2 separate regions of the Mus musculus genome follow, and region 1 is linked to region 2. Evidence: chromatin loops called from intact Hi-C (ENCODE). Cell type or tissue: left cerebral cortex. All regions are shown on one strand.

Region 1 (8,000 bases), 650 kb before region 2:
AGAGGCATATGGGTACTTGTACACACACACACACACACACACACACACACACACACACACACACAGAAGTACACATACACACAGACATACATACACACACACACACACACACATGCACACACACACAAGTGAACAAAACACACCCAGAGGTACACACAGACTTAGACTTGAAGACATGCACACATACACACTTGCATACACGTAATGAGGCATGCGGGTACATATGCACGCACACACACACACACACACACACACTAAATACAATTAGCATATTAAGTTACAATTAACATAATTTTGTCTCTAAAGGACTCTTGGATTGCTGTTTACGGTGGTTAATAAAGAAGAGTGAGTGATCTTGACTCAGAACAAGAACAAAATTGGATGAAAATAATCCAGAGAGCTATTTCAGGACTCTGACAAATGAGCTCGGGCAGACAAGGAGTAAACAGAATTAGGTCAGACATGAACTTATGGGAATCAGTTCTCTCCTTGCACCATGTGAGTCCTGGGGTTTGAACTCAGGTCCTCAGGCTTAGTGGCAACTGTCCTTACGTGCTGAGGTATCTGTTCAACTTGATAAGCATCTTTCCTATCTTGTCTTATGTTATCTCTTCTCTTTTTTTCCCCTCCCTTAATTCCTTCCTTCCTTCCTTCCTTCCTTCCTTCCTTCCTTCCTTCCTTCCTTCCTTCCTCTCTCCCTCCCTCCCTTCCTCCCCCCTTCCTTCCTTATTCTCTCTCTCTTTTTCTCTCTTCCTCTCTTCCTTTCTCTCATGTATCTCTGCATTCACCCATCTGTCTGTCTGTCTGTCATCTTCTATACACGGTTTCTTTACTTAGACATGATTTTGCCACAGGCCTTGGCTTTATGCTTGATCTGCAGAGCTTCCCCAGTGCTCGGATTAGTCTGACAAGCTTTTTTTTTAATACCTTTTTTGGGGGGCTGTTATTTATGTAGCATGAAATTGCCCTTCTAAAGCAAATGCTTCAGTGATTTCTGGTATGTGTTCATTGAGTTATGAAGTATTTGTTTTGAAAAGCTGTACACTCAAGGAGAGAAACAAGAGTCTTTAGCTGTCCTTCCCGGAGCTACAGCTTCAGTCCTGTATGGGAAAGTCCTTAAACAGCCATGGCTTTGTTGAAAGAGCCTCTTGACTCTGGGCAGGTTCTGAATGACTGACTGTGCTGGCAAGTTTGGTAAACTGGTGGGAAAAGCAGCAGCATTATTTTATGAACCACAAACTAAAATGCTAATTAATGCTAATGTCTTAATTGTGTAATGTGTTTCAGAGTTTTGAAATGTTTTCTGGTGATATAGATGAACTACACCAAGTAGTAAAATAAGTGTGTGGTCAATAATATTGACTGATGGCACAATTATATCACTCCCCTTCCCACAAAGGCTCAGGAAGCATTGTAAATGAGGGTAGAAGAGCCAGAGGTCAGGGAGGACAAACAGTGTCTTTTAGACATGATGGAACTGATACATTTATGGGCTCATAGGGGCAGTGATTTCCTGCGCAAGACCTATACAAGATCAAGTGAGTCAACACTTCAGCATGGAGTGAAAGTGGGTTCCCAACTCTCACCTCACCCCACAGGCTGTCGAGCTGTTGACAGACGATGACTTGTTGGGGAGGGATAGTCAGTTAGTTTCTTTAACAGGTGGCTCCTATTGTGTTGATCATATTACAGTGTATGGCTCTACACCCAAGAATATATGGACAGCTCAGATTGGAATCAGTGGGTTACAGAAAACACAACAAACAAAACAGAATATTAAGTCGGGAGTCAGACAGATCTGGGAGGAATTGGGGGAATTGAGGGAAGGGTAGGGCTGAATATAATTAAAATATTGTGTACATGTATGAAATTTGCAAAGAATTATTGAAATATAAAAGCTAAAATATTGAAATCTTATTAATATGTTCTTGGCATTAGTGTGCATATTAGTTTACACATTTGCAAAACAGGGAGCTGATATTGTGAATAAAAAGAACACACCCAGTGGGGGGCAAAAGGTCAACTTTGACTTATGTGTTGGAGGAGAGGGACATAGATGTTAAGGAAAGGTTTCAGCCCAGAAGAAAACAGAAGAGAATTTCTCAGAAGATCCCATTTCTCAGCTGTCCATTTTGAGCAATGCAGCTGCAGTGTCATTAGGACACTGTGGCCACAAGGTGGTGAGGAAAGAAGTCAATTTCAGAGAGTTTGCCATGAGGCTGTGGAAGTGTGTGTGTGTGTGTGTGTGTGTGTGTGCGTGTAGCAGGGGGTGGTGGTGTAGGGAGGCAGCAATAAGGACAAATAAAGAAGCTTAGAGAAGAGTCTGGAGAGTATGGCTAATAAGATGCTTCATTAGCATAATTTTTGGCGGGGGTGTTCCGTGATGGCTGATGGCTGGGGTAGAAGGCAAGAAGCACAGTTGTCTACACGGACTAACTATGGCAACAATTTAAAGTGCTTAAGGACATGTGGACAGGAAGGTCCAGGAGTACCCGCAGTGAAAAGAAGCAGAAGAGAAAGCATGCATACTTTCCAGAGCCAGAAGATCTGAGGTTTCTGAGGTTGTCTCATCATGGGCAGGATGACTGGAGTCGAATGATCGATCACTAAGGCAGCTTGTGACCTCAACTCCTAGCACAATAACCACGTATGCTATGTGTTCAATAAACAACAGTTCTGAGTAAGTAGATCACAGATCATATGCATCTTTTGCTCACTGAACAGCTTAGCAGAGCAGTGTGATAAAGTCGAGGTCTGATACGGGGTCTCCACGGTCCTGACCCAGGGCTCATTTCTTTTAGTGATCTTGTCTTAGAATTTGTCGTCTGTGTTCTCTTATTCGGAGACACCATCCTGACCTCCTGACAGGCTTAGGCAAAGGGAAGTTCAAATTCAGCGTTTCCCTTTCTAAGATGTGTGGTCAAGGCAAATACAGAACCGGCTTAAACCTCTGCTGTGTCAGGTGCCGAATGTTTTCTCCTTTGTAGAGTAGTATTAACTTCAGAAGAGCTGATCTAGTGCTAGGGTCTCCAGGACGCTGTTCACCAGTGCTACCACAAGATGGCAGCAAAGGAAAGCATGTGCCTGTGAAGAGGCCCTTAGGCCCAATCCTAAGGCTCTCCAGTGGGTTCAGAAAGCAGATCTGCTCTGATAGGAGTTTTCACTGTAACCTCCCCGCCCACAGGTTGCCTCCACTATTTGGTTATGCATCCTCACCGTAACGTTCTGAAGTTTATGTCGCACAGATCACACTTCCATTTGGGGTCTGTTTAGCCATCTTGGAAACCCATGACTGTCATTAAAAGAAGTCTGGTGTCTGTGAGCTCTTGTAGAGAGCAGACTGAGGGCTTCAAAGGCTGTGCGAATTTTTAGTCTGATTAAGGAAAAGGCAATAACTGTGCCTTAGTTAGGGTTTTATTGCTGTGAACAGACACCATGACCGAGGCAACTCTTTTTTTTTTTTAAATTTATTAGGTATTTTCTTCATTTACATTTCCAATGCTATCCCAAAAGTCCCCCATACCCTCCTCCCCACTCCCCTACCCACCCACTCCCACTTCTTGGCCCTGGTGTTCCCCTGTACTGAGGCATATAAAGTTTGCAAGACCAATGGGCCTCTCTTTCCAATGATGGCCGACTAGGCCATCTTCTGATACATATGCAGCTAGAGACACGAGCTCCAGGGAGGGCACTGATTAGTTCATATTGTTGTTCCATCTATAGGGTTGCAGACCCCTTTAGCTCCTTGGGTACTTTCTCTACCTCCTCCGTTGGGGGCCCTGTGATCCAGTAGCTGACTGTGAGCATCCACTTATGTGTTTGCTAGGCCCCGGTTTAGCCTCACAAGAGACAGCTATATCAGGGTCCTTTCAGAAAAATCTTGTTAGTGTATGCAATGGTGTCAGAGTTTGGAGGCTGATTATGGGATGGATCCCCGGGTATGGCAGTCTCTAGATGGTCCATCCTTTCATCTCAGCTCTAAACTTTGCCTCTGTACCTCCTTCCATGGGTGTTTTGTTCCCATTTCTAAGAAGGGGCAAAGTGTCCACACTTTGGTCTTCGTTCTTCTTGAGTTTCATGTGTTTCGAGGCAACTCTTATAAGGACAACATTTAATTGTGGCTGGCTTACAGGTTCAGAGGTTCAGTCCATTATCATCAAGGTGGGAGCATGACAGCTTCCAGACAGGTATTGTCCAGAAGGAGCTGAGAGTACTACATCTTCATCTGAAGGCTGCTAGAATACTGACTTCCAGGTAGCTAGGATGAGGGTCTTAAAGCACAAGCCCACAGTGACACACCTACTCCAACAAGGCCACACCTCCAAATAGTGCCACTCCCTGGGACAAGATATTCAAACTATGACAGACCATATTGTAGCAAAAGCACATACGGGATTTGTTGGAGGAAACAGAGAGTTAGAAGGGCATAGGTGACATTGCTCAGCAGCCCAGGGAGGAATCTCTGGGTTACAGCTTTCTGAAGGACAGTATTGGTTTGAGATCTTATTGCCACAGGCTCAGTTTCATGAGATCATCAGATACTGGGTATGATCTCGTGAAGAGCACAAGTCAAGCAGTTCCTAAATGGTTGCCCTAGTGATTGCAATATGCTTTGTGTAAGCTATTTAAAAAATGATTGGGGTATGAAAATTTAAATTTGGCATGTGTGAGTTTTCAAGTTAATGAACTCAGCCTCTAGTGAAAAAATAACCTATCCAGCAACCAGTGTGCAGAGGCTGTCTTTGGCTCACTTATAACCACTGGGAAAGCCTCTGTGTCTGAGCAGAGAGGCTGGAGAAAAGAGGCTACTCTTGTTTCGAGGCAGCCACATTTCCCTTGGATGAACAAACTTGGTATTCACAGCAGTCTCCAGCTGAACATCTGGAAGCTATTCCCTAGACTCCACACTGAGCTCTTCAGAGGTCCTCATGGTCTAGATTCCAGCTCTGGGATGTGCTAGACACCCTGACCTTTTACATTTTCCTTTGTGCAACAGGAGTAATGACCAACCTATGTGTGCTTTGTAGGAATCATGTGACATAGCTGCACGAAGGACCATTGCCATGTTTGACAAGAGGCATATGTGACCAATAACATTTCTTTCTTTCCTCCTGTGGGCTTTGGAAGTGTTTGGTGGGCAAGTGAATGAAGGGAAGGTATGCACAACTACATGGAGCATATGCTATGGTGGCTACCGAGGCTGCTTCTCATTTGATAGGGAGCCAAGGCAAGTCCTTAGCCTAGGAAAGAGGAGTGAGTTATAGGAGGCCAAATGGTACTGGACCAGGGGGTAATGAACTATGTGGTTGTGTTATTGTAGGACTGTGATGGTTTGAATATGCTTGGCTTAGGGATTAGCACTTTTAGGAGATGTCGCCTTGTTGGAGGAAATGTGTCACTATGGGGGTGGGCTTTGAGACCCTCCTTCTAGCTGTTAGGAAGCTAGTCTTCTCCTAGCAGCCTTCAGATGAAGATGTAGAACTCTCAGCTCTCCCTGCACCATGCCTGCCTGGATGCTGCCATGCTCCCACCTTGTTACTGGACGGAACCTCTGAATTTGTAAGCCAGCCCCGATGAAATGTTGTCCTTTATAAGAGTTGCATTAGTCATGGTATCTGTTCACAGCAGTAAAACCCTAAGACGAGGATGTAAAGAGCAGAGAAGGAGACTCTGTACTCTCTTAACTGAACTGAGGATACTTTGCCAGAGACCTTGACTTACACCAGACTTAACAGCCATAACATGTTCAATTATTGCTGCTAAGATTCCGAGATGAAAAAGGTCAGAAGCACTGGAGTGCATCACTGAGCACGAGCAGTGTGTCTCAAATGCTGCTTGGTTGTCTGGGAGCTGCGGTTTTATATTTATACGGAGTGAGAGGGATGTGCACATGTGTGAGAGCTCTTTCTGCTGGAGAACCTTCTCCTCCAACCCCAACCTTTGCTGAACTCTGCTGAATGGTCTCTGGCCGAAGCCCTGATGACCTGATTATGGACACCCAGGGGTTCGTGCCCCCGCCCCCCAAGTGGTGATCAGTGAGTGATGAGTACATTAGCTCTTGTCTATTGAACATCTGTCTTGAGCAAGGATGCAGCTACAGCTGACTGTTTTTGCACAACAGTTCTCAGCATGGTGACAAGTTTCTGTGTAAGTAGTTATGGTAACAAGGAACTGTAGACAGAGTCACTTCATTCCTTTGCCCCAGGCTCCTTGTCCAGGAAAGAGAAGAGTTTGGATTGTAATCAGCTAACTGGATTTCTCCAAGCCCCTGTGCTCACTTCCCTACTTGCCTTCTCCCTACCCTGCCTGGTAGTGAACCCAGCATCTTGCTAGATATTCTTGGCAGTTCCCATTTGGCAGGGGAAGGGTTCTATTGTTCCAAGAGGCAGCCAGGTCTAAATTGAGTTCTCCGTCGTAGTCTATAAAAGCCACAACATACCAGGCATGTGTCAGAGTCATGATTTTAAACGATTGTCTAGGAATGAGTTCTGGTCTACTCTGGGCTCTGCAAGAGGATATTGCAATTCAGCTCTATCCAATTTCATCTGTATGGGCACCTAGACTCTACAGTATGGGATTTTCCAACTATTTTACTTTCTTTTCATTTACAGATAAAGCTTCTATGTGTTTGTGTAGATTACATGGAATTTGAAAAAAGGCATTCATATTAGGATGCCTAAATGGTGCTAACTGGCAAATTAGATTTGTCTACACACCACTGTTATTTTGTTGTTATAAAAAAATACTCACAACTCTGTTTCTTAGAGATTTTCAATAACTCAGCACATTGTTATCGATTCTAGTCACCGATTTGCATAGCAGATGTCTTGAACCAATGTCTCTGATCTTTCTAAAATGCTGTATCTTCTGACCAATATTTCCCCAGTCCCTTCTCAGTTTCCCAAACCCAGCCCCTGGAATCCATGATTCTGCATCCTGCTTCAATTTGTTTCATGTTTTTTATGTTTCACATATACGTGAGATCACTTCGCTTTCTATTTCTAGCTTATTTCACTTAACACAATGTCTTCCAGGTTTACGAATGTTGTCACAAATCAGATTGTTTAAATTCTAAAGAGAAGCTAAGAACACTAGACATTGTTGTGCAGTTTTAAAAATTGTTTCAAATGCTTAATAGTCACTAGTTTTAAAATGTGATTCCTTTTCTCCATCGACATATGCTGACTAGATGATGCGTCAAGTCATTCAGTCACTAGTTTCCATGTTATCCAATACATGTTTATTCCTAAGTGTTCACCACCAGGCTGGGTTGAGGCACTGGGGCAGGATCAACCAACAATCTAAGAAGCAGTACGAAGCCAGTATGACTCACAGTGCAGCAGGACATGGGCTAGGGTGATTTCATAAGAACTAGGACATAGTGTTTAGGCTCTTTGCTTGTTTTGAGAAAGTGGCATCTGCTTTTGTCGTTGTGAAAGTGGGAGAAATGCGGACCTGGGAACAAGGAGCAGAGTCCATCATGACTTGGTTGTGCTTTGTGTTTCCTTAAACTGAGGGGTTTGTTGATACAAAGCTCCTCTCTATCATTCACTCATGGATGGATTGACCTGTTTTTCCCAAGAAGATTGGAATGGTCAAATGAAAAGTTTTTTCTTGCTTTTATTGCAAAGAGAGAAATACCATTTTCTCCTAGAAGCTGGTAGTGGAAAAAAATCATTTGACTAGTTTTCTGACAAAGCCTTGCTTTGGTTTTTAATATATACTCCCAGAACCCAATAGGACAATCTCCCTGAAGTGGGCCAGGTCATACTCCTACTGTTCATCATCCCCAATTTTACTGTAGAAAATGGGCTTCAAGGGGCTGGATGCTGGCTCAGTGGTTAAGTGTGACTACTGCCCGTGATGAGGACCCAAGTATATGCAGGGTCTATGGTGGGTGGCTCACAAATGCTTGCAGCTTCAGTTCCAGGCATCTGAAGGCCTCTTCTGGTCTTCATGGGCACCAGTGCATAGGACACACACACACACACACACACACA
Region 2 (8,000 bases):
TGCACAGAAGTGATGGAAACATAGTTTCCTCTATTGACTCTTCTGGGACAGAGTCATAATGTAATGTATTCTGTAGGGATCTATGAGGCTTCTACAGAATGAAATTTCCCAAATAAGCAGAAGTGATTACCGTGCTTTTCATTCAGAGACTTAGGCACATTATAACAAATACTTTAAATGGGGGCATAGGTTTGGAACTGCTAATAGCAGTTATTATTAGGAATAGAATATAAACCATCATTTTCTTACAAAATACTGGAAGTATTTTGTAAGAAAAGCTTAGCTGGTCCTGAAGAGATAATTCATAGGAATTTGAAACTACACTAATCGTAGAGAGGGCTAAATAGGAAAATAAGAGAACATAGGCTCTATGCCATAGAGTGTCCATCATTAAGAACAGGATGATGGTAGACATATGGAGATCAGTGTATGGCTGCTGACACCTTTGGAATAAGTGCAGATCCTGTCACTAAGACCGAGGAAAGGCTATCCTGGCTAGATGGTGACTCTGAGTTTCATACCATATGGTGAAATTACAGACCTATAAATGATGAACTCTGACTAGAATTAATATCTTCAAAGAGCTAAATGACAACATTGCTAATTTAAAATAAAATCAGGAGGACAGCAAAATCATCAGCGAATAGAGGAACGCTTTTAAAATACACAAAATCCCGTCTTGGAGATTAAAATATAATTAAAAAGTTTGGAACGAATGAGGAAAGATATACTGGAGGGTTTGGAAGAAGGAAATGGAAAGGAGAAATGTATTTAAATTACAATCTCAAAAATAAGCAAAAATGCAAAAAAGAAAATTTCAAAGAATGCAAATCTACAGAAACCTGGGGATTATATTAAAACAGGACACCTTTCTATGAGCAGCAATAACTAACCAATAGGAGTAAAGGGGAGAAAAGAATGAGGCACCAGGGACAGAGAGCTGGAGAGGAGAATGGAAGAGAAACAGCTAAGATCTGAACAGTTTTCTGCACAAGTATAAAACTTAGTGCAGGAAGAGAAAAATAATCATGTGTAGAATGTACCACGGAAGAATATCCAAATAGCTCAAAGAGACCTTTAAATATCCTAAAGAGAAGAACACTATAGAGTGACTTTGTAATTTTTAGAGGCATTTAAATAAATATTAGAATAATTAAAAATTCACTGTTGAACTAGATATACTCAAGGTAAAAGAGTAGTGAGAAACTTTAGAAATATTTATCATTTATACAATGGTCAAGTATGAGTTATATATCATAAATTAATAATACAAAATACCTCTCCCAAATACTGAATATATCCCCTTGATATGGACATAGGGACCATGCCAAAGTTCACCTTCAGGAATCAGAATCTTTGGAAATCCCAGTAAACTATGTGTAGAAAGAGTTAAAAGTGAAACCAATTGAACAGATTGTATTTTTTTTTCCATTTTTTATTAGGTATTTAACTCATTTACATTTCCAATGCTATACCAAAAGTCCCCCATATCCACCCACCCCCACTCCCCTGCCCACCCACTCCCCCTTTTTGGCCCTGGTATTCCCCTGTACTGGGGCATATAAAGTTTGCAAGTCCAATGGGCCTCTCTTTCCAGTGATGGCCGACTAGGCCATCTTTTGATATATATGCAGCTAGAGTCAAGAGCTCCGGGGTACTGGTTAGCTCATAATGTTGTTCCACCTATAGGGTTGCAGATCCCTTTAGCTCCTTGGCTACTTTCTCTAGCTCCTCCATTGGGAGCCCTATGATCCATCCATTAGCTGACTGTGAGCATCCACTTTTGTGTTTGCTGGGCCCCGGCATAGTCTCACAAGAGACAGCTACATCTGCGTCCTTTCAATAAAATCTTGCTAGTGTATGCAATGGTGTCAGCGTTTGGATGCTGATTATGGGGTGGATCCCTGGCTATGGCAGTCTCTACATGGTCCATCCTTTCATCTCAGCTCAGATTGTATTTTATATTTAAGTGACTAGTCTTGGCCTATACATGCTTGAGTGGTGTCTGGAAAGTAACCATTTTCTAAAAGTCAAGTATCTGAAAACTTACCAACCCCACCCCCCTACACACACAATTGCTTTAACCAATTCTTTCTCCCTTGCTATTGGTCCAGGCTTTTGGGATGATACTAAAGATTAGCATATGACTTTTACAGACACAATCCATATTAGATTTCATCTAACTTAAGATGGAAATAAAGCTTTTCACATATTGTGGTAAGAACTAAATAATTGAATATATGCCAAGACCTTAACATGAGAGGCCTTTATCATCCCCATCTATCACTAAATACTGATTATATTCCTCAAATACAGTGAAAAGTTTATTTCCAAGGGTGACTAGGAAGCATAAACTGTTTTACTGAGGATTAGTCAATAGCATAAAATATGTTTGGGGTTTGTAGAGTTCTTTCATTTTCTTTTCCTGCTCCTCTAACTTGTCTAGTAAGCAAGATTAATAAACCATTTGACACTGTAGATAAATAGAATAGTTTGTAGGTTCGACAAGATGCCTCAGCATTTGCCAACAAAGCCTTACTAGCAGAGTTTGGTCCTTTAAACCCACAAGGTGGAGAGAATAAACTCCCACAGGTTATCCTCCATTCACACATACATGTGCATATACATACACAATAAATAAATGTTAACAAAATTAAAATAGTTACTTTTAATAGTACATGCTTTATTGAAGCAGGTTCTCTGTGAAAGGTATCATGAATTCTTTCTGTCTGAAATAGAGGGTGAAAGACTAAAATGTTGTTAAATATCTCTTGTTGCTAATGAAATTGCTCTCAAAATTGTGAACTGGCATAAGATAGCCAAACAACCAGATGCACAGAGTAGATCCCAAATGTAGAACCATACAGATATAGTCAATTGCTCATTGACAAAATATCTGGTAATTCTTGGAGAAGGCATTAATGTTCAATAACTTTGCTAGAATTACTAGGATGTGATATATGCTTCAGTGAACAAAAAGAAAAAAAGAAAAAAGGAAAGAAAGAAGAAAGCCTTAACTCTTACTTCAGATTACATGCAAAACTTGACTTCAGGTAAGCGTAAATATAAGAACAAACATTAAATATGTCACTGAAGAAGTAAGAAAAGACAGAAAAACATCTTTTGGTACAACACTATGTAATGTTTTTTGCTAGGTGACACCAAAAACGAACAAACTATCATAAAAGAAAAGAATCTGAGGAGTTGTAGTTTATCGGCAACCCTTTTTGTTTCCCCACCAAAAACAGTAAGATGATGAAGAGCAAGACTACAGTCAGAGAACATACTTGTCACAAGAATGTCTGGAAAGCACTTGAGCCCTGAAAATTAACTAATGCTGCAGAACTCAAATGTAAGTTTTGGAAATTGTTTAGTGCCACCTGAGGTGCATTAATTCTGCTTAGGCTGCTTGGCATGATGGTTATGTACTTGGTATTGTGGTGATAAGCATTTTCGTGGTACATACATTTGTACTTCACTCATTTAGATAGACCTCATGATGCTTCATTTTGTTATAATAAACTGGCTATCAAGAATACCTTTGCTTTATCACTCCTACAAATCTCAAGTGAATCAACAAGCAACAGTTCTTCATGAATATGCATATATAGGTGGTAAACGTCTTGACTGGGGAGTACGTGTTTGTGCTTACATGATAATTTCAATTGCTTTGATTTCAAAATAGTTATGGCCTTGTCACTTTTGCTAGTATTGTGATATTCTGCCACTGTAAGTCTTCTCTGTGACTTGTTATCAGCACCTGTCATTGAAAGCGCTCTAGAGCCATGTGACAGTACTATTTGATAACTGTGGGTCAAGGACATGTGATAAACCTATTGTGTAATGTTTGGAGAAATCATCAATATGCACAGCCCCTGACTCTTGTGACATTTGTGAAGTATGAACTAGTTCTTCTGACCTTCTGGAATTGCTGAGTTGCTAATGGAGTTGCATAGAGCAATGCATATCAAGAACAGAATAAATGTTAAGTAATTTCTATTGTGGTCTTGACTTCAGAAAGCCTGAAATATACTGCACCGACATTATTTGAAGATACTATTATTGCCTATATTCAAAATGCAGTATGTTTATGCAAATGAAAATTTAAGAATAAATGGGCTGAACAAAGATGACTAGCTTTAAGACTAGGAAGCACAAGAATAAATCTAATATAGTTCAAAGAAAACAAATAACTAGAAAATAGCATTGAAAAAATGTTTGCTGTATATTACAACTGGGAATCGTATCCAGACAGTCTGATTCTACAGCCTACATCCCTCTCATCTACAGGCAATCATAGTGCTCAGACAACATTCAAAAGTGATAAAAGATGGTGATATCATCAGCAAAACAAAACTTGAGATCACATCACTCACAGATTCCTTCAGAAGTAACATCAAGTCTTAAACTTACAGAGAAGAAACAGGAGACCAGATGAAATGTTTTAAATTAAAAACAAATGAGCATATTCGGTTCCTATTTGTTATGGTATATAAACAATGAATATTTCTAATAATAACTATCTGATACTTTTAAGTTTTCATTGTAAATTTTGAATTTCTTGTTGCAACAGGAGTTCATCACTGACTATAAAAAAGCAATTGTGTATGTGTGAGTATTTGTGTGGGTGCAATGTGCCCATCTGCGAGTGAGCAGGTGTACGTGTGTGTGTGTGTGTGTGTGTGTGTGTGTGTGTGTGTTGGTGTGCATATATACATAGTATACACCTGTGAAAGCCAGAGGAAAATCTCAGGTGTCATTGTTTCTAATGCAGCAGTTTCATTAACTTTTTGTGAATTTCACACACACATGCAATGTATTTTGATGACACTTATCCTGTATTTCTCCATCAAACTCCTCTCAATTCCACCCCTCACCTCCCCATCACCTCTAACTTCATGTATCTTTTCCTGTCCAATTTGTTGTGCCCACACAGTCAGGGTTTTCCACAATCCACTTTACCGGGAAGCACACCCTAATAGAAAACCAATCTTTCCTTTCTTTGACCTACCAACTGGTAATGTCTTCTCAGTTAGGGTTGGAGGCTTTATGACTCCCTGCAGACTCCATACTGAAATGTTTGTCGACTGACTTTTTTTTTTTTTAATGAAGGTCTTGTGCAGATAAACACATCTGTTGTGAATTCATGAAAGCAGTGTTCCAACCATGTCTAAGAAATACACCTTTTGGTTCTCCCCACCTCTGGTCCTTACAATCTTCCTACCTCCTCTTCTGTAATGGTCCCTGAGATTTGAAGGGAAAGACCAGGAATATAATAGGATAGAGGTGATATGAAGGAAGAGAGTGAAAACAATGGAGAGATAAGTTTAGGTGAAGGTCTTGTGCATGTTGTCACAATTGTGAGTGCATATGTGCCCTGTTGTGTTCACAAACTGCTTCCTTGATATTGTCTGACACTTCCAGCTTTGAACAGTCTTTCAGTCCCAGGAGTAGGCACTTAGGGCCAAAACATCACTCTTAGGACTAACTTCATTGTATTCCATATATATTGGGATGTTGTGTTTTCATTTACTTATAGGTTTTTTTTATTTCCTTCTTAATTTTTTTCAGTGTCATACTTACCACTCATTAGCTGCTTACTGCTTAGACCTCAAGAGTTTACATATTTTCTATAATTTCTCTTGCTGTGGACTTCTAGTTTCTTTCTTTTATGATCTACTAGAATGGAGATTGTTTCAGCATTCCTGTATTTATGGTGACTTGATTGTGCCCTAATATGTGACCTGTTTTAGATAAGATACCTTAGGGGTATTGAATAGATGTGTCCTATTGTATTTGAATAGAATGTTCTATTGAAGTTTGTTAAGTACATTCTACCTGTTTTGTTATTTAATTCCAGTGTTATTTCATCCAATTGTTGCACAGTTTGCCTGTGTAGTGGTGAAGCTGGAGTATTGATGTCATCTACTGTAACAGGGTTAGGTTTAATCTCTGATTTTAAATCTAGTAGTATTTGTTTTATGAAAATTTATGAGCCTATATATTGTGGATATGTATTCAGAATTGTAATTTCCTTTTGTGAATGGTTCTTCTGGTGTCATTCTTCAGTAGTAACTGCATACCTTCCTTTTAGGCAAGATCTCCCATTAACCTGGAATGTAGGAATTAAACTGGATTGCTGGTCAGGCAGCCCCAGGGACCTTCTTATCATTCTTTCCAGAGCTAGGATTAGAAATGTAAAATCTCCCAGACCCCTCGTTAATTGTGGGTTCTGAAGATTTAACCCAGGATCTTAACCTTGATAGACAACCACATTATTGACTGGGCTATCTCTCCAGCTCCTTAAAATGCAGCATTAATATAGACTTGATTACACAATAGGGTGAAACACCAAAGAGAGGAAATGATTTGAACTTATGTCTTATAGCATAATTAAATACCAAAAGAGGCAAAAATTTTTAAAAATATATGTTGAAAATTGTGTTAGAAAATCTTCCCAAATTTAGTTTTAAAATATTAACCAAATAACCACTAGGACCAAAGAATCCAATAAAATCTCACTTCACACATTATAAGTCAGACTGATAAGAAGCAAACAGAACAAGCATTAAATGTAAAATGAAAACAAAAACCAATTCATCATGTATAGAAAAAGACACAATCACTGGAAGTCTCAATAGAAACAAACACATAAGACAGCAGAATGATCTATTCAAACCCATAGGTGATAGAAACAGTCAATGAAGCTTGAGATATTGGTCCATTTCTTCTAAGATATTGTATTTGTGACTATAAATCTTTTTATATTTCTTTTTTGTTGCTTGGTTAATGGCTGAGTAGCACATCAACAGTCTAAATTTCATTCCTGAAGTTGATTATGTGTGTCTTCTCTCTCTGAATTTATTTTTTATTCTTGGAGATGCTCTTGAATTTGATTGATGTTTCTGAAGTTCCAGAAGTTTTTGTTTAATTCAATTTTTTTATTACTTTATCATTTTCAGTTTTGACTTCCACCGTAGTGCGGTTTGCTTTGTCTACCCTTCTCATGTCCTAGAGGAGAGAGGTTGTTTGGCTGAAATACTACCTTGTTATCTTGTTTCCAATAGATGGATTTAGTTCTGTAAATTTCTCTTCCAGGAGTTCTACACTCCCTTGAATTTTGGTGCACTGTGATGTTGGTTTTTACTCAGTACTATGTGATTTGTGTGTCCTTTCAAAATTACATTTGAGGCTATGTACGCAGTGTAAAGACTGCTTTGGAGAACAAACTGGAGTCCTGTATGGGGACACTTTCATGTTTTACCCAATGTTGAAAAGAGGAGTCTTTATGTATGCATTGTAAATAGCTCAGTTCAGGCACATTCTTTATGAGTTGTTGTTTTGGATTATTCCCCAGCCCAAGTGATATCAGAGGAATAGAAGGTTAACACTGGCAGATAGTGACAAAACTTGGGGTCCTTAGGAGCATACAGAGCCAACTTCACAGGTAAAAGGCAGGTTTTTAGGGCTTGAACCTATGCCCTGTTAGATTATGTGAAATGTGTCTTGAAGATTCAGTTCCCCTCATTCTCGCTGGCATTTGTGCAGCATCTGCAACATGGAGTTGCACAATGTCATTGATTGCTGGGTTGATTGTGACGTGGTAACTGAGCACACTGTGAAAGGATTCCAATGCTTTTCCATTTGCTACAGTTTGTTCTTTGGCATCTCATAGCATTCGGGTTGTAGTAACCAAACACCTTCTCCCATCTTCACTGACATCTCACTCTGTCTCAGGAACCCTCTTGCTCCTGACTGCAGAAGCTCCTTGCTAGAAATCACATTCCTTTTCCTTCACTTTCTTTTCATGCGGGTCAAAGCCATTGTTTCCAGGTTTCAAATGCTATCATTTTTCTCAAAAATCTTTCACTGACTTGATGTCTATATGTTTGAGCACCATCCTATTCCTCAAACCTCTAAAGCAAGCCTACGTTCATGGAATTGATAACAGCTTGCTTGCCTGCTTTCTTCTTTCTTCCTTTCTTTCTTTCTTTCTTTCT

What was found. Hi-C counts contacts between places; a loop is a spot of excess contacts. Peaks named below come from ENCODE experiments on the same cell type or tissue, not always from the same donor. Only the 100,000 strongest peaks of a DNase experiment are listed, where the experiment ranks them.
Region 1: it touches region 2 in a loop (4-fold over the local background); 2 of 42 quality-filtered maps call a loop at or near these places.

The regions. Positions count from the first base shown.
Region 1 is chr15:64,684,331-64,692,330 of GRCm38, forward strand. No RefSeq gene overlaps it. Among named protein-coding and RNA genes, the nearest start is that of Gm30691, 58 kb to the left of the region's middle. In left cerebral cortex, a CTCF peak has its summit at 3,056 (motif pointing right); a DNase peak (open chromatin) is centred at 3,063.
Region 2 is chr15:65,330,454-65,338,453 of GRCm38, forward strand. No RefSeq gene overlaps it. Among named protein-coding and RNA genes, the nearest start is that of Gm23907, 360 kb to the right of the region's middle. In left cerebral cortex, no CTCF peak of the experiment used is centred here; no DNase peak of the experiment used is centred here.